Linked DNA regions of Mus musculus: region 2 is linked to region 1. A link is a loop called in an ENCODE intact Hi-C map of the cell type or tissue named here. Cell type or tissue: heart. All regions are shown on one strand.

Evidence for each region. Peaks named below come from ENCODE experiments on the same cell type or tissue, not always from the same donor. Only the 100,000 strongest peaks of a DNase experiment are listed, where the experiment ranks them.
Region 2: a loop joins it to region 1, with 2.4 times the contacts of the local background. A loop is called at or near these places in 2 of 42 quality-filtered maps.

The regions. Positions count from the first base shown.
Region 1 is chr14:54,858,542-54,862,541 of GRCm38, forward strand. The region is part of intron 1 of Homez (homeodomain leucine zipper-encoding gene); the gene reads right to left. Among named protein-coding and RNA genes, the nearest start is that of Homez, 3.6 kb to the right of the region's middle. In heart, a CTCF peak has its summit at 2,172 (motif pointing left); no DNase peak of the experiment used is centred here.
Region 2 is chr14:55,095,847-55,099,846 of GRCm38, forward strand. Thtpa (thiamine triphosphatase) reads left to right here. Exons shown (of 2, transcript NM_153083.5): 1 at 1-160; 2 at 1,534-3,149. The coding sequence ends at 1,661. It overlaps Ap1g2 (adaptor protein complex AP-1, gamma 2 subunit), which reads right to left. Exons shown (of 22, transcript NM_007455.5): 20 at 3,856-4,000; 21 at 3,394-3,492; 22 at 2,989-3,315. The coding sequence ends at 3,214. Among named protein-coding and RNA genes, the nearest start is that of Thtpa, 3.1 kb to the left of the region's middle. In heart, a CTCF peak has its summit at 2,441 (motif pointing left); a DNase peak (open chromatin) is centred at 2,485; H3K4me3 peaks cover 553 bases; H3K27ac peaks cover 1,131 bases.

The DNA.
Region 1 (4,000 bases):
ATCCTCCCACAGCCTTTACTGTTCCAACTTCAGTTTTGCTTCTGACAACTATCAGTCAACTCTCACCTTCAAGTTCATGGAACAGTACTCAGACTGTACTTAACCACAAAACCTCATGCTGAAATCTCAGATTGACCACTCTTTAATGCTTAATAATCTCGGATTACTTCCAGAACATGGAGACAGGTAAACAGCCGATCAAGCCAGGCACAGGAGTACAAACCCATGATCCCAGCACTTGGGAGACAGTCAGTAGGACCAGGAGTTCAAGGACAGCCCGAACTACCTAAAACTGTCTCAAAACACACAAAGAGCAAGTAACAACAAAACAGGGTGGGGTACTCTGCCCAGCCCTAAAAAATGCCCACCCCGTTTTTGTGGTGCCGGGTACTGGGAACAGGAAACTGTTCATAGGACATTAAAGCCCTAAACTCTAGAGGGACTTTCCCATCCCAGGAGGAAACCTTGGTATAAAAGAACCTTATTCCCCTTGTGCTAGATCTTGTGGAGAGGGCTTAGTAAAGGTTAGTCCCCTCCCTGGGTCTTTGTCACCTCTCACAGCTCAGCCTACAGAGCCCAGAGATGACCCCTTCCCCATTAATAGCCTACTCCACAAAGGGCAAAAGGGCTCCTGTTCTTATCTCTTCAGTCCAGCTTTCTCCTCAAAACCAGCTGGACAGGCTCACTAAACAGCTCCCAGGGTTGTGGGAAGGGGACCTATTCATTCCTCAATGCCTGGCAAAAATCTGTTCTCTGAATATTCTGTAACTTCTTTTTTTAGTATTTTTTAAATTCATTTTATTTTATTTATATGAGTACACTGTTGCTTCCTTTAGACACACCAGAAGAGGGCATCAGATCCCATTACAGATGGTTGTGAACCATGTGGTTGCTGGGAATTGAACTTGGTATCTTTGGAAGAGCAGTGGGTGCTCTTAACCACTGAGCCATCTCCACCCCATTCTGTAACACTGTAATTCAGCTCCCTCCTTAGGTATTAGAAATACTTTATCACGTCACATTATATTCTCGGAGAAATCCCACTGGTGTTTATATTACTTCTTGTCTGTCCAGGATAGGATAAGACTCCTACTTAAATGCTACTAACTGACAGATTTCGAGTCCACAAAGACAGTGTATACTGTGGTCACTTCTTTGGAGACCTTCTCTAGCCTAGGCAAGTGCTCCAAAAGGTGGGGGCTTAGGGGCTTTATTTTACTCTATAAAAGTATTTTGAGATTTTATTTTGTAACTTTGATCTGCATGTACATATCCACCATGTGTGTGCTTGGTGCCCTCAAAGATCAGAAGAGGGCATCAGAACTCCTGGAAGTGGACTTGCAGTTGGTTGGGAGCCGCCATGTGGGTGAGGGAATCGAACCCAGGTCCTCTGCAAGAGCAGCAAGTGCTCCTAACCGCTGAGCCGGCCCCCTAGAGGCTTGAGGATTACAACACTGATCATTCGTCCTGGTGTTAGCTTGCCACAGCTTCTGACAATCAAACCTAGCAGGCCAGAAGCCATGCAGATCCTAAAAGGATTGTACTTGAAGGGCATTTTACCGGTGAGGAGGCAGCTTATGAATTCCAAGCTCCTGCCACTTAGCATCTAGCTCTGGGTAAGTCACTGAAACCCTAATGACTCTTCGCTCCATTTTCTTCCTCTGTAAAGAAGGCTGTGCTTACAGAAAAGCCGCATGTTGTCATCGGGCATCTGTAGTGTGCTAGGCATTATACAGTCAGAAACAGCAGCTTTGGGAGATAAAGGTTTGGTCTATAGCAGACTTGAGGTTAACTGCAGCCTCCCTGCTTTCTAGAATGCTATTTGTCCTTAGCCAAGTTATTTCACCTAAGGCTTAGTTTCTTATCAAAGAAAAGGGTACCCTTACCTGGGAAGTCTAAACTGGGCAGGAGTCGGTGGCCAAGCATTTTAACAATAAGCTACATACAGCTCCAGCCCCATGATTTTATATGCTGTATTTGGAGGTTTTGAAACAATTTCAGAATGGATTTTGCTGCTTTGAAAAAAATATATTAAGTGTTGGAGAGAATACTCAGTGCTTAAGAGTGCCTGGCTGCTCTTCAGAGGACACAGGTTCAGTTCTAACATCTACAAGGTGGCTCACAACCATCTGTGACTCCAGGTCCAGGACACCTGATGCCCTCTTCTGGCCTCTGTGAGCATTGCATGCATGTACCGAACAGACATAAGTGCAACAAAACATCCATAAATGTAAAATAAAATGGAAAAAAGAAAAAAAGGGCTATAGACATGCGGCATAATGTCTCCCAAGTGCTGAGACTGAAGGTGTGTGCCACTACACCCAGCTAGAATCAAGACTTCTCCTTGTAGCTGGTGATTCTCTGGAAGAATCTGTCTTTCAATCAGGAGCACACTACAACCAGGATGGCTCATAAGAATGACGAGTAGGGGCCAGCCACAATGGCACAATGGAAAGAGACTGTCTCAAAAACAAGAGTGACAAGGAGGATAGACCAGTGTTCTTAACAGTTTCTGTGTCTCCATTTTGGACTGGATAGAGAAAGAATCAAAACTGGAGTGTTTCTACCTGGGCAGAGATGGTAGTGGTAAAGCCTATTATGAATAATCACAACTGCATCCTTATTCCAGATGCCAGATATATTATTCTGCATAGTCGTTAACTTAAAAAATACACTTGTGGGGGCTGGTGAGATGGCTCAGTGGGTAAGAGCACCCGACTGCTCTTCCAAAGGTCCTTAGTTCAAATCCCAGCAACCACATGGTGGCTCACAACCATCTGTAACAAGATCTGATTCCCTCTTCTGGTGTGTCTGAAGACAGCTACAGTGTACTTACATATAATAAATAAATAAATCTTTAAAAAAAAATACACTTGTGACACTTTTCTCTCCCTTTGATTTCTAACATCCTCAGACAGACAGAAAGGCCAAGCAGCCTAGACTTGAAATTTAGATGTTGTCCATTCTATGGTAGGAAAAAAAAGGACTTTGGAACGTTCAGTTGAACATAGGCTTGTACTAAAACAGAAGATAAAGCAGAAAACTGGATATGATCCTGCTCAATTCCTAAGTCTTTATTCAAAGATCTGAAATACTGCCTCAGGTCTGTCTGGCGAGTCTAGTGAGTGTTAAAGGCCTTAAGGACTTTTGTGATGTTTAACTTAGGTGCTTCTAAACTTTTTACATCATCAACTTCTTTGAGAATCAGATAAAAATCATAGAGCTTTGGGCTGGAGAGGTGGCTCAGCACGGGCTCAGTTCCAAGCACCCATATTAGGTGACTTATAGCCACCTGTAACTCCAGTTTCAGGGGATCCAAAGCCCTCTGGTTTTCATGGGCTTTATTGTACGTAGTAAACACAAACACAGACACACACAAATCAATCTTTTTTTTTTATGAGTCAGACTTTCCAAAATGTGTAACTTAAAAATGTATGCCCAATGTCACACTTGCACACACCAATGCCAAGAGGTCACCTTCAGATCTCTGTTTTATAAGTCTTCCTGACTTAATGAAGGCAGTGCGATAGCTGACTTAAAAGTGAACAAGCAACTTAATGAAAATGAATGGAAAGAGTGGGAGACAAGAATAACGGCTGCCTAGAAGGGACAGGGTATTTGTGGTACCAGATGGGATGGGAAAGATGCTAAATGGTTCAAGTGACCCACTAGATTACATACATGATCAATATCCAGTGTCCTGGATACTCAAGGTTAGCTAGTATCTAGTACAACACACTGGCTTGCTTGAAACAGTGTGCTTCTCCAACTGTTTATGCCCCCACACAGTTGCCCATTTCTGGGTCATATCTGGGTATCTATAATAACATAATTAAAACATCATGCAAATCTATGAAAATGTGGAAGCTAAGACATCTCAGCATGCTGAGGCAGGAGGATCGCAAATTTGAGGCCAGCGTGAGCAAAACTGTATAAACACAAAAATTAAATGTTTTGGAGAACTAATTCAAGAATATGTATTAAAACCCTGCCCAGTTAG
Region 2 (4,000 bases), 240 kb after region 1:
CTGGCCTTATCTGGAGCCCATGGACAGGAGCCTCAGCTCACAATAGACTTGGATTCAGCGGACTTCGGCTATGCTGTGGGTGAGGTAGAGGCCATGGTGCACGAGAAGGCTGAAGTCCCGGCTGCCCTAGAGAAGATCATCACCGTCAGTAGCATGCTTGGTGAGGGAGACAGGTCTTTGTGTGCGCAGCATGGTGGGGGAGGGAGGCAGGCCCTTCTATGCTCAGGAACATGGTGGGTGAGGAAGACAGGCAGGCCCTTTGGGCTGTCCTTTTTTCTCACTTAACCTCACTGCAGGTCCTTACTGAGCCATAGAGGAGTGGAGGGAAATCATTTTTGTAAGGAAAATTGGTTTTTTGTTTTGTTTTGTTTTTTCGAGTCAGGGTTTCTCTGTGTAGCCCTGGCTGTCCTGGAACTCACTCTGTAGATCAGGCTGGCCTCGAACTCAGAAACCCGCCTGCCTCTGCTTCCCAAGTGCTGGGATTAAAGGCATGTGGCACCTTTTAATTATGTGCTTTTGTTTTTTGTTTTTTGTAGAGATTTTCTTGAAAATCTAATTTGTTTACACTTTGATAAGAATCCTTTCCAATTCTTTAGTAGCTAATTTGGATTTTATTCTTCCCGGTTCCCAATCTTCATCCTGGTTATCACTTAATTCTCCTAGTTCTATTTATTAGGTCTCTGCTTTGATCCTTCCCACAAACTTCTCTTTTCTCTTTCAACTTCCTACATGGTTATTATTCCCTTGGCTCTTTCTGTGGTCTTCTATGTAGCCCAGGAAAGGCCTTAAGCTTGTGGCATTACAGGTGTAGGTAGCCACACCTCGTTGTCCATGCTTTTGGCTGAGCATGACACTGGTATGGGGGGCGGGGGCAGTGGTGAACTCTTTGTCAGATGTTTCTGTTTCCATGCCTAGTTCTGAAATAGCTCATCTGCACACTTCTGAGATTGTGCACTGCACTGGGCCTGACAGCCCTGGAGGGCTGAGCCTCCTTGGAGACCACCCGTGGAGTTTCCCTGCTGTGGGTCAGCAGGCTGCTGTCCATTAGCGATGTGTGCATCAGGCCGTTAGAGTTGAGGTTCTGTGAACGCCACTCGCCACTCCACAGCCCCTGCTTTCCTCTGTTTCCCATAGCACTTGGTTATCTTCTGTACTCCGCTGCCTGTGCTCCATTACCAAGCTAATGAGCTTTGGCTTGCCTAGATGGGCTTGAATCTTGATTGGGAGAAAGCGGTAATAAATGAAGTGAGTTGGCTCCCCTGTCTCCGTGGCACAGGATGCTTCTCTACCATTTCTCATTGCTGGAGGAGAGGCGCTTGGGTGGCTTTCCAGCCACACAACCCGAGTGGGTTTTTGCAGGGAGGTTTTCACTTCTGCAGGGAATGGGTGGGTTGGAGAAACTGCCCTGATGGCCTCTGGATTTTTAGTACTGCCTTGCAGACTTTGGAGTCCTGGCTGGGTAGGCAGGGAACAGAACCGAAGCATGTCCGAGGGCTCCACCTGCTTCTTTCCTCATTGTCCTCTTGCCCGCAGGAGTGCCAGCACAGGAGGAGGCACCAGCCAAGCTCATGGTATACCTACAGCGCTTCAGGCCTCTGGACTATCAGCGCCTGCTAGAAGCAGCCAGTTCTGGTGAGGCCACAGGGGACTCAGCATCCTGACAACAGCGTTCACTTTCCAAAAGGGAAGGTAACTCTGAAGCCGCCATTCACATCCGGACCCACGGTGCTCCTTTCCCTTACAACGGAGCCACTTTCCCCTCCAGCTCTGCCTGGTCTTTCGCCCACTCTGAGCTATCCTTCCTGGAGCCCTCCCTGGCTGCTTCCCTCATCCGTCAGATGCAATCTGTGGGCCGCCCCTCTCCCCTGGCCGCTAAGCAGCCTCCATTGATTTCCGCTCGTGTTTATAGGATTTCCACTTAGCCGTGATCAGTAGTTAAGCACAGGAAAATCCCTTGCCACCCCCCCCTCCCTTGGTCGATGCCATTGATTCTGCCAGAGGCTCTGAAGCCGCCTTACAGCTGAGTTAGAGATGAGGGGAAACAGCGGGGATTTCCCTGCCCTGGGGTGTAGGGAAGAGCAAGAAGGTGGGGAAAAGGTTAGGAACTCCTTAAGGGATCTAGAAATTCAGGGCCTGCTGCTGTGCCGGGAGGGTAGAGTGCTCAGTGTGGCAGTTTAGAGAGAACATTTGCTCTCCAACCCAGAGAGGGGTAGAAAGAAAATGGTCATTGTTGAGACCGGTTCCTAGGGTTTCAGGAAGTCATACTTCCTGTGGAGAAGGCACCACCCTTGCTCTTAACACATTTTTTTTTCTCTCAACTAGGTCAAAACAGGCCTCTCTTCCCTTCTCACGCTTCATAGACTTTATTTGTTGGGGAGGAGGCAGGCTCTCTATATTGCCTTGACAAATATAGGGTCTGAGTGCCACCTGCTGGTGGCCCTCAGGGTTGTGTCCCAAGCTGAGGGTGCAGAAAGATTTGAGAGGAGCCGAGGCAGTTATGAGGCAGGCAAGCTTAGGGAACAGGTTAGCAGCCTGGAACTCCACTTGGTTTGAGCTATGCACACCTCTCATCTCACTGCCACTTGGCATCTTAGGACCCTCAGCTGCACGCACCATGCACACACATTCTTCTAACAGTGCAGCCAGGACCCCGCCTGTATCGAGTAGCACTTAGAGCCCACTTCAGACAGTAAATCTCTCTTTCCCCAGCAGCCATCAAAACTCCCCTTCTGTGGACAGTTTTATTCAAACACTTTAGGACATACCCCAAAGTAGGGAGCTGATTAGGCCTAAACGGGTTTGGGGTAACCTGTGATCTTTGGGTGACCTTTTGAGGAGAACTCCCTATGGACCGTCCTATGCCTGTGCAGAATGAGTTAGCTTATGATTAAAGTCAGCTGCATCATGGGAAGGGTTACGCACAGAGAAGAAAGGCTGACAGAATCCAAGCCTGTCAATGAAAACAGAGAATCACTCAAATTATGCCACTTCACAGCTAACACCTTCGTTCCCTGAGACTTTATTAAAGGAACACCGGGTGACTGCCCTGGGCTCTTAAGACTGTGGTCATCACCCGTTTACAGAGCACTTCTAATTTGTACGCTCAGTTTGCCTTTAAATAAAGTTTACTTCGCCATTTACGTGGGTCTTTATTTCCGTTCCTTGAACACCAGGAGCCTGGAGACACCCAGGCCAGACACTGACCACAGTCGGTTACTGCCACGTCTCCACAGGCAAGTTATCCACCTCAAAGATCTCCTGTACTGGCTGGCCAGAGTGGTTGTAGGTGAGGCGCAGCTTAAGTCGCAAAGGTGCCTAAAAACAGGCAAGCAGAGACCAGGGTCAGGTCTCCTATTGCTTCGTCCCTCTTACCCGCAGCGTCTGACAACTCACCTGGTTAGGATTGAGGATTCTGAAGACCTGGGTGATGGGAAGACCACCCTGAGCTGGAATTGTGTTCCCACTGGGGGCCTGTAACTGCAGCTGGAAACTCTGAACATGGGAGATTTGGGCAGAGCATTGTAAGGCCCCTGGGCTCAGGCAGTCCTCCACATCCCGTGGCTCCCAAACATTTTTGGATAACACCCCAATAACACAATCACTCCTTTCCCATTATACTCTGCCTCCCACCCTCCTCCATTTCTTTCTGGCCTCTTCTCCTGAAATTCCCTGGCTACCTCTGAATGCTATTTTTTTTTTTTTCTTTTATTGAAACAGTGTAGCTCAAATTGGCTTCAAAGTCACTATGTTAAGGCAGGTTGGCCTCAAACAATGAGTCCCCCTGCCTCAGGTTTCTAAGTTCTACAATTACAGGCACCAACTATCACACCTGGCTAAACCCCACTGTTTTCAAACCTTGGGCACAGCTGCCTGGCAAACGAAGTGGGTAACATCCTCCTTTGAGGAGTTGGTGGTGGTGGCAGTGACTAAGAGCAAAGCAGGGGTCTCCAAGGGCCGCATGAAAGAAAGATCCAGCTGTAGGCCCTCACGCTCAAACACT